2 separate regions of the Homo sapiens genome follow, and region 1 is linked to region 2. A link is a loop called in an ENCODE intact Hi-C map of the cell type or tissue named here. Cell type or tissue: Caco-2. All regions are shown on one strand. Links, peaks and the distances in the headings refer to the core of each region. The heading gives the core; the rest is flanking DNA.

Region 1 (6,935 bases), core at 727-5,726, 97 kb after region 2:
CCTGCATCCTACTCTCCAGCTAAGTGGGTTGTGGTCACGCTAAAGAGGGAGGGAAGCAGGATGAGGCCCTGGGACTGTGAAGGGAAGGGAAGGCAGGGTTGCCAGCATGGGCCTGGGAAAGGACTCTAAGCTTGAGCAACAGAAACTTTCAGAGGCCCCCACAATGAGTGATTGGATTAAATGATTTCTCAGCTGCATCCCAGCTCACACATAAAGTGTTGATTTCATTTCCCTACCTTCCTCGAGCAATGCAGCAAACATCGGCACCACAGATGTGCTCAGACTTGAGCCTGACTCACGGAAGAGAGTCTGGGGCTGCCAGGTCTCAGACACCAGATTATAATCAGCTTCTTCCCAGGTGCTGCACACATGAGGCCCATGCCATGGGCAAACAGTGCCCAGGGGTGGTTCAGGCCCTGCAGAGACCATGGACAGTTCACCTGACAGGAAAGAAGATCGGGAGGAACTCACTTCACAGATCCCTCAACAGAGCTAACAGTGTTCTTTGGGCCCCTGTTACTATTTAGGTGAGAGTTGCAAAGGCAGCCTCTCCTAGATTACAAAGTGTGGGTGGAAGTCATCAATACTTCAATAGTACCAGCTGTCAGGACCTACCCTCAGGCCTCTCCTACACCCTCCCTGCCAGGCTCCTAGCCTTCCCACAAGGGAGAGTTGGCCAGTGCTTTTGCCTTGGGGCTGGAGGTTGGAAATACTGTCAGCAGTGCTGTCAAGGTGAAGCTAAAATACGGCATCTCCAGGGGACACCCAGGCTGTGGGCCATGGCTGAGGCTGCAGCGTGGAGGTCAGCGTGCAGGCTCTGAGGGGGCAGGGATGGGCCCAGTGGAGTCCCCACCACCCAGTAGTTCCTTAATAAATTGTTGAATGTTTGATTAGCGTGGAGAGGTGGTGAAGGAGGGGTCACTGAGTGGGTCACTGAGTGCGATGGGAGAGATTGGGGAAGCAGAGATCTTTGGAATTTGGTTTTAGAGAATTAAGGATGAATTAAGGAAGGAATAATTTCTGAGTGCCTACTCTGGGGGACCCACGTGATTGACACCTCACATGAGTTACTCTCCTTAAATCCTAAACAAGAATTATTATTATCCTTCGTTATGAGCTGAGGTTTGAGAGGCTAAGTGAATTACCCAGAGACAAATCATTTCTAAGTGAAAAAGGCAGGATTCAAATCTAGATCTTCTGATTTTTCTGCCTTCATATAGTTAGGTCATTATTTTCTCCATTTTGTAGAGAAGACTGAGGCCCAGAAAAACAACTCAGAGCTAGGAGAGGGCAAAATGGAGACTAAAATCCAGGAATCTGGCTTGCCAGCTTTGCTCCATTCATGGACTGCTTGATGTTCTCCCGGGACATCCAGGTCTCCCTCACCCAGGTCAGCATTGAGTGTACTCAGCAGCTTGTCCTGTTCCCGTGGGGGCTGGGACTTACCCCACCCTGCAGTCCTCATCTTCTCCCTCATTTGTTCAGGCAGCCCCTTTGGGGAGGGCGGACATCTGGCTCACAGCTGGCCTGAGTGAGGCTCATGCAACTCTATACCGAAGAATGTGGGCTTCATGTGTGTTTTTCTTTTCTCTGTTGTAACAAAATTGGATAATGAGCCTGGTGAATGAGGCCCCAGCTCTGCCATGCTGTGCCATTGGGTTACCCTCTCTGGGTCCTGGTATCCCCATTTTTAACAATGTGGGGTTATGCAAAATGACACCCAAGATCTTCTCCTGGTACTGACTTTCTAGAACTCTGTGTAAAACGGTTACCACACATACACCAGGAGAGTCAAGCATTCTTCCTTGCCCATGTAGTGAAATCTAAAACTAAACATGCATAAAATATTTTGATGTTTAAATCAAACCTTGGCATTTTCTATTCACTTTATTTTTTACCCTTGTATAAATTTTTAAAAAATAGTCTTCACTTTATGAGAAAAAGATATTTTCCCTTAAAAGTGCATAGAATTTCAAACTCTTTTTGTTGTTCTTATGCATTCTTTCTTAAAACCTTAACTAAAAACAAAGAAAAAAGGAGATGAAGTGCCTAAATATAAAAAACTTTCTGGGGTTCCTGTTTATTTACATCTTAAAATAGTTAATATTTGTGTCAACCTGGCTAGGCTATGATGTCCAGGTGTTTGGCCAAACACTAGTCTAGATGCTGCTGTGAATGTATTTGTGGGTATGATTAACACTTACCATCAGTTGCCTTTAAGTAAAGCAGATTACACACTATGACGTGGGTGGAACTCATCCAATCAACTGAAGGCTTTAAGAACAAAAGCAGGTTTCCCAGAAAAGGAGGAATTCTGCCTCAAGATTCAATGTGTAAATCCTGCGTGAGTTTGAGTTTCCAGCATGCCCTGTGGGTTTCCATACGTTCCCTGTGAACTTTGGACTTGCTAGCTCTGACAATTCTGTTAGCCAGTTTCTTAAAACAAATCTCTATTTCTGGCCTGGTTGTGGTAGCTCACACCTGTAATGCCAGTGCTTTGGGAGGCTAAGGTGGGTGGACACCTTCAGGCTAGGAGTTTCAGACCAGTCTGGGCAACATAGTGAGACCCCATCTCTACAAAAAACTTTAAAGTTAGCTAGGTATGGTGGCACATGCCTGTAGTGCTAGCTACTGGGGAGGCTGAAGCAGGAGGATCGCTAGTGCCCAGGAGTTTGAGGTTACAGTGAGCTATGACTGCGTCACTGCACTTCAGCCTAGGTGGCAGAGTGAGACCCTGTCTCAAAAAAAAAAAAAAAAAAAGAAAGTATTTATCTCATCTATCTCTCTATCATGTATGTATGTATCTATCTATCCTTTTTTTTTTTTTTTTTTTTTTTTTTGAGACGGAGTCTCGCTCTGTCGCCCAGGCTGGAGTGCAGTGGTGGGATCTTGGCTCACTGCTAGCTCCACCTCCTGGGTTCGCGCCATTCTCCTGCCTCAGCCTCCCAAGTAGCTGGGACTACAGGCACCCGCCACCACGCCCGGCTAATTTTTGTATTTTTAGTAGAGACGGGGTTTCTTTCATCTTGTTAGCCAGGATGGTCTTGATCTCCTGACCTCATGATCTGCCCCACTTGGCCTCCCAAAGTGCTGGGATTACAGGCGTGAGCCACTGCGCCCGGCCGTATGTATCTATCTATCTATATCCTATTGGTTCTGTTTCTCTGGGAAGCCCTGACATACACATCTGCTAGACTGGAAGACTGTTTCCACTGGAAATGTCATAGGATCCATGGTTCTTAGAAACTTTCCAGGAGTGCTGTCTTCACTTTCTGGCTGCATCATATCATGGCTGGTGAGTTTGGGACTCAAGTGACCTGGGTGTGAAGCCAACTTCACTGCTTACTAGCTATGAGGCCTGGTGTAGGCAGCACGCCCCCTGGGCCTCAGTTCCCTCATATCTGGAGCAGGGGGTGGGGAATGGGGTGTGTGATGATAACGCCTTGCTCGGGTTTGTTGGGAGGGTCAGGAGGGACAATGCATTAAATCACCTGACGCAGAACGTAACCTCCACGAAGAGTAAATACTACCCATATTATTCCTATAACTCCTCCTCCTCCTCTGATTCCTCCTCCTTCTCCTTCTATCATAATTATTAACTGGACTCAGACAACATTTAGAGAGCACTGCCTGGTTGCCAAGCCCTATACTGGGGAGCCAGTGATGGCAGATGAAAGTAAACGTCTTTACCCTTCAGGAGCTGAGTCAATTGAGAGGAGAAAGCTCCGCATGCTCTGTGAGTCACAAGACAAGATGATATAAATCAAAGCTCTCCTAAGCCTTCAAGGCCCAACCCAAATCCTGTCTCCTTCACAAAACCTTTCCAGATCCCCCTATTGAAAAGTAATCTCCTGACTCCCACGTCCCCAGGGCCTTTGGCTTGTACCTTTCCTATGGTCCTTACCACTATTTACCTTGTATTAGAGTGATTTATGCACATGTCAGCCTCTCCCACTAGAATGTGAATTCCTGAGGACAGAAATATTTATGAAGGGCTTTTCTATGACTTTGACTACTCTATGAAGGACCAACATAACAACATCAATAACCCACTTCACATTTTAAGATGATTTTATGACAAAATAATTAAAATTAAATGTAATTAAAACATTTTCACATATTCATTCTCATAGCCAATAGTGTTTTTTGTGTCCCTTTTATAGATGCTGCACAGGAGGCAGAGAGATGGCCGTGACCTGTACAAGGTCAGAGAACTAGTTAACAGCAGGGCTAAGCCCAGAATTTGGCCCATCTGTGCTCAGCAGTCTAAGTCTGGCACTTAACTGATGTGGCTGCGTTGCATATTCCTAGTTCCATTAAATCACCCTTAGCGAGCAATTCTGTATTCTGCCATGCATAAGCAGTTTGGCTTCCTTGTCATGAGTGTGGTTTAGTAAGTTCTCTCCCTGTTTAGACATAAAACCAAGCCAGTTGAGACAAATTGCATCTTTTAAGTGCCTTTCCAGACTGGTTGTGACTCTTACCCTGACATTTTTTGGGTCTGCAGAGGCTCCTCTGTAGCAGTTTTCCCCACAAAAACCATGTGGCTTCAGAGTGATTAGAGTTGGGTGTGCTTGAACACTGATCTCTCCACTCTTCCTCCCTTAAACTTCTCAAGGCTTTGTGACAACATTGATAGGCTCAGTTATCTGCCTTTGACAAATGAGGCAATTGAGGCTCTGAGAGGTGGAGTGACTTATGTGCCCGAGGCTGCCACTGTCAGGATTCAAACCCACATCTGTTCAGATGCTAAAGACTTTCCATTATGCCCACATTGAATTCTTTTCCCTAATGGGGAGGGACTGGGAAAGAAGGGACTGACTCTCTTATCTCTAGCAACCAACTTCATTTGTAAGATGTCAATTACAGGACTGATTTTTCTGGGAGACTTAGAATCATTAGATAATGACCATGAGCCAAAGATTCACTTTTGAGTTTGGTACGCACTGCTTGAAGGCTGGGTATGACTATATGATTGTTTTTTTTTTTTTTTCTCTCCCAGTTTGAACACATTAATTGGCAGAAGTTTCCCCTGTGATCTTCCAGTACAACATTCTTCCTGCAGCCACACCTGACCAGTGGGAGGACTGACTAAATTCTTCATCCTCTCCATCCCATGCCTTTACGTCTGCTGTGTCTCCCACGTGGTGAGTCTTTTCTTTACACCTCTAACTAGGCTCCCATCTGTCAAGATCCCACTGGACTGGGCACATGAACTGGCTGAATTGAGTTGATTTGTACTTTGGCAAGACCGGTCTTCATGCAATAAACATTAGGGGACAAGTCAAAAGTAGAAGGTAACTAATAACGGAAGGAAAGGAAGGAGAATTGGTGAGGGCCAGATTTGGCTCAGAAACTTGAACTTCTTTTATTGGGCAGTGGGGAGCCATGGAGGCTTTTGAGCAGAGAAGCGGGCCACATGATGCAAATTATATTTTAGGAAGGTAGATCTGGTAGGAGAAAGTAAAAGTATGAAGGCTGCTTAGTAGATTCTTAGAATAGTCTAATTATGATGTGATGAGGGCCTGAGGCAGGTAAGTATCCGTGGACTGGAGAGCAGTAATAGTTGGGAGGTATTTTGAATGGGGTAGACTGGAGTCATTTGCTAATGGGGTCTCACAAAAAATGTGGCACAACACAGAAGAAAGCATCCAGGCTTTGGAATGAATCATCCTGGGTTATGAATCTCAGCTCAGTCACCTGCAGGTGTGTGACCTTGGGCAAGTCATGTAAACTTGCTGAGTTTCAGTTTTCATCTGTCAAATAGTAATATTTGACAACTCAGACCTGTTGTGAAAATCAATAGAAGTGACAAACATGCAAAGCTAGTCACATTGCAGAGGATCAGTCAGTGATCACCATCATAAAGGGAGGTGGGAATGTATCCTAGCTAAGGGCAGGCCTAGAAGTGTTGCGCTTCTGCTCCTTTGCAGCTGTTTGAACTTGGGAAAATGACTGAACCTGGGTGAATCTTGGTAACATGGGAATAATAATAGCTCTCCCACAGATCTTTTGTAATGAATATCATATTAAATTAGATAAATGTATGGGAAGTGATTAGCTTATGATGGGCACATAGGAAGCCCTCAGGTAAGGAATAGTTGCTAATATTATCATTATTAGAGCCTGATGGACACTGCTGATTGGCTGAACCAGCTTCCATTTCTACCCCATTTTCTCTTTTCTGCTTATACTATAGAATTTCTAAATACTGTCTTTCCTAGCCTCCTTTGCAGCTGGGAGTGGCCACGTGACACAGTTCAGGCCAATAAGACATGAGCACATGTCTGCTGGGGGATGCGGGAAATGCTTTTAAACTCAAGATTAAAGGAAGAGCCCCAGTCAGTGTGGTCCAATTTCATTCTGCCCCTTATTCCTGCCTTAAGTTCGTGGATCGTGCCTGAGGCTGGGACAGACAACTCACAACCATGAAGAAAAGGCAAAGAGAATCACAAAGATGCCAGCCCAACGCTGGGAAGCTACTAGCCTACACCAATGCTAACAACCATCCATTTATGACTTCTTGTCATGTGAGGAGAATGAACCTTCTGTGTGTAAGTTACTGTATTTGTGTTTTCTGCATACTTGTAGCTGAATGCAGTCCTAACTGATAAAAGAGGTAAAGGAAGGAGAACAGAGAAAGGTCACTAGGTGCTTCAGAGCATCAACATTCCAGCTAAAGGAAACTGCTCCATGTTTTCCATACAGGATCACTGTTTTCCTTCTTACAGGGATCTCCCTGACTGGAACCCTCACTCTCCCCTCAGCCCCTCCAGTCCCCATCTCTGTGCACATAAATCCTTTAAGGCTCAGTCTAGAGTCACCTCACCTATGAACTATCTTAATCTCTCCATGTAGAATCAATCTTTCCTCTTTTAATTTCTGTTATAAATACTTACAATAATCATATTCGCAAATGGCTATGTAGTGTGTTA
Region 2 (6,935 bases), core at 1,001-6,000:
AATAAATGTTTGTTGTTTAAGTTTCCCAGTCTATGGTAATTTGTTATAGCAGCCTGAACTGACTAAGACAATGACTGTGATGGACACTGGTTTGCTCAACATCCATTTCAATCTCCTTCTATCATGCCTTCTTATAATATGGATCTCGGAAAGCTACAAACTACATTCCTCAGAATGCCTGTGGCTGGATCTCCACCATTAAGATACATCTATACAAGGGTGAAATGTTATACAAACGGGCTTCTATTATTATTATTATTATTATTATTATTATTATTATTATTATTATTATTATTTGCTGGCAAGGATAGTCATAGAGGCATTTGATTTTTTATGTGGCTACAGCAGACGTCCCTAGTGGGACATCTGTTTGAATCATAGCAAAGGTAGAGTACATTCTGGAGCCAGCACAGGCAGTGGTGGCTTCCTCCTCTCTTAGGCAACTTCCTGTTTCTACATCTTCCTGATTATAGTAGGGGCAGCCACTTTCTTAGAAGCTCAATTCTGCTGTAAGACTTTAAGAATTATTCCTGGAAGCTAAGCCTAGGTTCAGTTTCTTCAGCTCTTAGTAATTCTGCAAGCCAGGGGTTGGCAAACGTTTTCTGTAAGAGACCAGACAGTAACTGTTTTAAGTTTTGCTTGCCATATGTTCTCTGTAATAACCCTTTAACTCTGACATTGTAGAAAGAAAGCAGCTTTAGACAATGTATAAATACATGTGTACAACTGTGTTACAATAAAACTTTATTTATAAAAGCAGGCAGATTTGGTCTGTGTCCTGTAGTTTGCTGATCCTTGTATAATACATCCCTTTCTGCTTTCCAGCTAGAGTGAATTCTTCTTCTACCGTTGAACACTGACCAATGCAGAGATCTCCAAATCCAAGAATGGATGAAGTATGAGAAAGGATGAAAGGGAGTTTATGCCACAGATTTCTGGTTCAGGGGCTAATAAGGACATAAAGTATGCATAAAGCTAGGTGTAAGCTTGACAATGATCTTTTTCTATTGTACTGTGCCTTTCTTTTTCAAAGTGTTTTCATGTGCAATATTTCATTTGACCTTCACAACACCTTGTGAAGGTCAGGGATATGAGCAGCTATAGTTGGAAAATCTTGGAAATACTCAGAAAGGTTATAACTTTCTCAAGGCCACCTGGCTTATAAAAAAGTGAGGTAGAACTTGAAACCAGGCTTACTGCCTCCCAGTCCAGTGCTTCTTCCAGGGATCTATTCTGGTCTTAGGAGCTTGCTACTGAAGCTGGAATGACTTCAGATGAAGAGCCTGACAACATTTGGGATGCCACTTGTGGAAGTTTTGACAGTATTAAGAAACTTTGTGTAGAAAGGCCTGGTAGGAACTGTCTACACTTTTGCTAGTCAATTTGTGGCCTATGGCCAGCAGCACTTGGGAGCTTGTTAAAAAAGCAGACTCTTAGGCTTCATGTCAGATCTACTGAATTAGAATCTGCTTTTAAACAAGATCTCCAAATGATTCACATACATGATAAAGTTTGAGAAGTATGGGTAGACTATTCTTCAAAAAGAAGTGCTTAAAATTGAATTGCCAAGGCTCAGGAGATATAGTGTACACAGCACAGTCAGAACCCAAGGCCATGGGAAGTTAAGTAGTATTAAGAGGAGATATTAAGATGTCACTGTTATGCTATTTCGCTAGGAGACCTGGGGATATCTGAACCTCCCTTGACCAGCCATTGCTCCTTTTCAGGGGGAGATGTATGCTCAAGGAGGAAAAACAAAGTAAAATAAATCCTAAGATAGAAATGGAGTGAGCATGTTCCACATAAAATATTTTTTATGTTTGCATTTTCTTATTTAATATTGCCCCAACAATCCTGTAATATAGGTGTGGTTATTTTGTTTTCCATTTGAGGTGTATCATCATCATCATCATCATCATCACTGCCACAAACCCTGCATAGCTTGTAATACTGTTCTAAGTCCTTCATACATATAATAGACTTCATCCTTAGGATAATTTTATGAAGCAGCTTTACTTTCCAGATGGGAAGACTGAGGCACAGAAAATTTAAGTAACTTGCCCAAGGTCACACAACTAGTATGTGATAGGGCTCGGATTCAAGCCCAGGCAATTGGTCTTCAGAGCACATTCTTATAATTCCTATACCACATCCCTTTGCTGAGCAGAATGGCCAACTTGCTTGAGATCACACAGCTAACAAATGGTGAAGGCAAGGCTTATACCCAGCATAGTCTCACTCCAGACTTGGTCTCTTTACCACAACACAGTGTTCTCAAACAGGGAGAGACTCCTGGAATCCAACTTGGACTTCCTGCATCTGCTATATAATTTTAAAAAAAAACAAACCGAGAGATGATTCTATTGCCCAGCTCTGGTCAAGCTGCATGGTACTATCCTATTCTGCCTTTTTGCTCAGTTAGACATCTTTGTAATTTCTACCGGATTGTTAGTTCATTAAAGACATATTGTGTGTTTTATTTATCTCTATGTCTCCAGTGCCTAGTTCAAGACTTGTCTCACAGTAGGTCCCCTATCAATGTTTGTGATTATAAGTGACCTGATTACTGCCCAAAGACCCCTTACTTTGGGGCAGTGGTTCTCAAACATGAGCATGCATCACCTGGAATATTTGTTAAAACAGCAATTACTGGGCCCCACCTCCAGAGTTTCTGATTCAGTAGGGCTTAAACATTTGCATTTCTAACAAGTTGCCAGGAGATGCTGATGCTGCTGGCCTGGGGACCACACTTTGAGAACCATGGGCCTAAGAAAACTTTAGAGAGGAAAAAAAATTGGGCAGGGCTTTGAAGCTTTCACAGGGAACACAGACAAGTGAGGAATGTTATTGTTATACTATTTAAAGTGCATGTTTCAAGAGATAACTCACTATAGCTTTTTACGAATACCTGACCCCATAAATCAATATGAGAAAATATGACATATGATAATATTCATATTGAGACAATTGTGTCTTTAATTTTATCATATTCAGTTATGTGGAACAGTGCAGATGTAGACATTAGTAATCATCAACTAATTGGGAATGCATGGTCAATCTTTTAATTTTCTAAAAATCTGTCATTATTAGAAATTCATCATTACAAGGTAGAGTGCATTTACTTGGTATTGATTTGAATGTAAAACATTTCATTAAGACATATTTGAGTTAGAAATTAGAAAAGGAAATCTTATTTAAAACATAAATGGACAAAATAGACAGGCAAAAGGCTACATGCTATTATTTGCTCCTACTGATTCCTAGCAGAGTGGAGACAGTTGGTCATTGAGGCCAATAGTGCATGTGTAGAGCAAACTAGCATATAACCTAGGAGATCTGAGATCCCTTTAGTCTTCTTTGTTTGAGCATTTTATCCCAGAAAAAGGGATAGGAGGTGGAGCAAGAGATGTTTCTCTTTGACAGTCTTTCTCCTTTCTAATCAGATTCTCCCAGGAATCACATCCTGAGAAAAATGTAGATAACCTGGAGCTACCCAGAGGATGATGTCCAGTCTGGAAAATTACAGGTAAGAAGGAAGCAGAAGTTCCTCCTAGAGAAGGAAGCAACCTTTGTATCTTTTCTTGAATTTCTAAACACTCTTGGTGTGTTGCTGTCTGACAGAGCACATTGTAATCTATGAATTTGCTAACTTATCTCTCTCTCCTGTCTCACCACTGAGTTCCTTGAGAGATGGGATTAGGTCTTATTTACCCCTAAATCTCTAGCATCAAACATAAATCTTTGAATAGTATGAGACCTCAATAAATGTTTGTTGACTTTAAATATTGGAATGTTGTCTTGGGAATAGGCAGTGCACTTGGTCTGTGTGACCCCACATGACAGAACTGGTTGAGAGTGGATATGAAGAGGGAAATGTATTTTGGTCCTATTCAATCAGTTTTTACATCTACATTTATATGAGTAATAATGGTACTTGGGAAGAGTAAATGAGATGATTTTGTAACAGGCTTGCACAGTGCCTGGAACATAGTAAATATTCAAAGTTTTCTATTATTATTACCATTATCAAATAGCCCCTTAAATTTCCATAGCTTAAATTCTAAGTTTTCATGGACATCATGGTTTTGGGCAAAATTTCCATTCCTCCTTTTCCCTTCTCTTCTTCCTCCCTTTCCTTCTTCTTTCAACTATGATTCATCCTATCTTTCTACTAATCTATCTATCCAACTGCCTAATTGCCTATCCACTCATTCTCTCATCTACGCTTTCATCCATTCACACCTCTATTTAATTACTTACTTACTTAACCTAGCCATTCATCTTTAATTGCATGGCTGTGCTGTAGTGGAAAGTGTCTGAATACAGCCATATCACACCCTATTAGTTGAATCCTTGAACAGTGTTGGCTGTAATAGACAGTGGGGGACATTGATATTGGTATTTAGTATGGCTGAGAGGTAGACTGTGGACCCTGTCCAAGTGACATTTCATGGCATTTCTGAGAGCCATTGAGGTCTGCGGTCCCCATCAGGGCACTCCGGGAAGCCACTCAAAACAGCAGTATCTGAGCTGTGATGTGCACATTTACAATTAGATGGTATTATTCATCATAGTAATATTTTATTTAAAGAAACCAATAAAGCAGATGGAGACTGCTGAAGATGTGACTATTTTAGCTGGCATGTTTGTTCAGCAACTGGCACAATAACAGAGATGCAGAAAGGAAGATGAGATGGGAAACACCGATTATTTTTTCTTGGAGAGGGGAACTGAGATCACAGTTTTGACCTTCACAAAGCTTAAAATTATCTGGATTCTAGTAATTTCAAGATGATCATGAGATACTTGGTAGAGTGGGAAAAAAAATAAGGCTGTGACTTTTACATCTGATTCCCTTGTGCAGCTGAATTAATTGAAGTGCAATATCTAGAGCAAGTCCAATGATCCTAAAAATGTAGCAGAAAGAGCATGGGTTTGGTGTTGTTCAGATCTGGGTAGGGATTCCTGCTCTTCTGCTTGCCAGCTGTGTGTCCTTGGGCAAGTCATTTAATCTTTCTGAGCTTCAATTTCCTTATAGGTAAATGAGATATAATAATACCGTTATATTATTCAATGAAGATTAATGTGAAATAATGTTGATAAAGCAGATGACAGAATGCTAGATGTAGCTCGATACATATTGGTTCCAACACTACATGCTAATCAGGTCACACGTGGAATATTGTGTGCTTTTCTGCACAAATGCTATAGTAGTTTAGTGTGTGCCCTGAAGAGTGACCAGGATGATGAGGGACTTGAATTCACGTCCTGTGTCCAGTTGGAAGGGGATGAAATATCTAATCTGAAGAGGATAAACTTGAAAGAGGCAATACTGAGGTCTTTAACTATTAAAGTTGTTGGAGAAAGAGTGTATAGACTTATTGTAGATATTTCCCCCAAGAGACAGATGAGTGAAAGCTACAGGCAGATACATTTCAGCTCAAATATGAAATAAATACTCCAACAAGAAAACAACTTGTACAAGTGAGTACAACATAAGGGAAGGGAAGAGGCTGCCTGGAAGAAGAGATGAGCACTCTAGATCTTGAGAGTGCAGTGGTGTCCCAGACAGCCTGGGGACATTGGCAGTGTTGGATTATCCTGGGCAGGGAAACATGAGATGTGAAGGCTTGGTGAACTGGAACAGCACAATGTACCTAGGGAGCCACACTCTGTTGGCAAACTCTTGAACTTGGATGAGGTGGGGTTGAGGCAAGTGGCAGAATGTGATAGGTATTGAGGGATCAGGAATATCTGAGTTTAGAGATATTTCTGAGATAATGGAAGGTTTTTAGCTGGAGAATAGTATGTTTGGATTTATCTATCATAACAGAAAAAAAAGTCACAAACAGGACAGACACAACAGCCACTTCCAGCTCTACCATTCAGTGTGTAATCTTGGGCAAGTCATTTTAGGCCTCTAAGAAACACATGTAAAATGGAGTTCATAATTCTGCATTGCTTTTGGGGGGCACAGGGGCGCTGACATAAAAACTGAATGCATGATGGATGTTGAAACACATGAGAAGACTGCACAGTGCCCTGACCAGTTAAAGGATGATTAACTTCTTGCTATTTTCCCTGACTCCTGGTGAAGATAAGGAATGGGACAAAGGTCTGAGAAGAGTCATCTCTAAAGATCTTGGTTCCTTTTTTGCAATTTTTTTTTTTAACTTTGACCAGCTCAAACCAACCATAGTGATATCCTGATTCCCTATCTCATTTCATAGAGCCAAGGGGAATCAAAAATGTTCTGGCTCTTCCTTGTGGTCTCTGCCAACACTTGCTGTGCAGCCAGATGTTGGGGTGCCTGAGCTGTGTAAATTGCAAAGTGCTGTTGCATAGGAAGATGCTGTATCCACATCTCACATCTGTATTAAAGCATCAGTCTCATGGTATTATAAGATGAAGCCTGAGAAAGATTATAGTGTGCTATGGTTCCTAGATCCTCCATCTAAAAATTGGAAATCAAATTCCTGACACCCAAGGCTATTATAAGGATCAAATGAGATCTAATAAAGTACCTGGTATATAGCATATATAATTAAAAACAACAAGAAGAAAAACAAGAATACAAACTGTAAGAAACAGTAATCATTTAATGGGATATACAAATTAACATAAATATATAGTTTAAATATATGTATATGTAGCATGTAGCCAGGTACTTTTGTTGTTTGAATTAGAAATAAAATCAAGAAAAAAAAAGGACTGAATAAGCCTGTGTGAATATGTTTCTTCAACACTAAGACAAGACTTGCACTTTGCATTAGAATGTTCTCCAGCCCAGAGTGTGATTGTGTCTCAGCCAAGCTACAGAACAATTCTGGAGGCACAACCTCTACAAAGTCATGGAGGTGGGCCCTGTAGCCCAAGGAACATCAATACAGACTTCAATTACGGCTCCTGGGTACTGGTGACAGCCACAGCTTTGA

What was found. Peaks named below come from ENCODE experiments on the same cell type or tissue, not always from the same donor. Only the 100,000 strongest peaks of a DNase experiment are listed, where the experiment ranks them.
Region 1: it touches region 2 in a loop (6-fold over the local background); 1 of 110 quality-filtered maps calls a loop at or near these places.

What each region holds. Positions count from the first base shown.
Region 1 is chr11:79,667,271-79,674,205 of GRCh38, forward strand. No RefSeq gene overlaps it. Among named protein-coding and RNA genes, the nearest start is that of TENM4, 230 kb to the left of the region's middle. In Caco-2, for the core only: no CTCF peak of the experiment used is centred there; DNase peaks (open chromatin) are centred at 3,447 and 3,811.
Region 2 is chr11:79,569,820-79,576,754 of GRCh38, forward strand. No RefSeq gene overlaps it. Among named protein-coding and RNA genes, the nearest start is that of TENM4, 130 kb to the left of the region's middle. In Caco-2, for the core only: no CTCF peak of the experiment used is centred there; no DNase peak of the experiment used is centred there.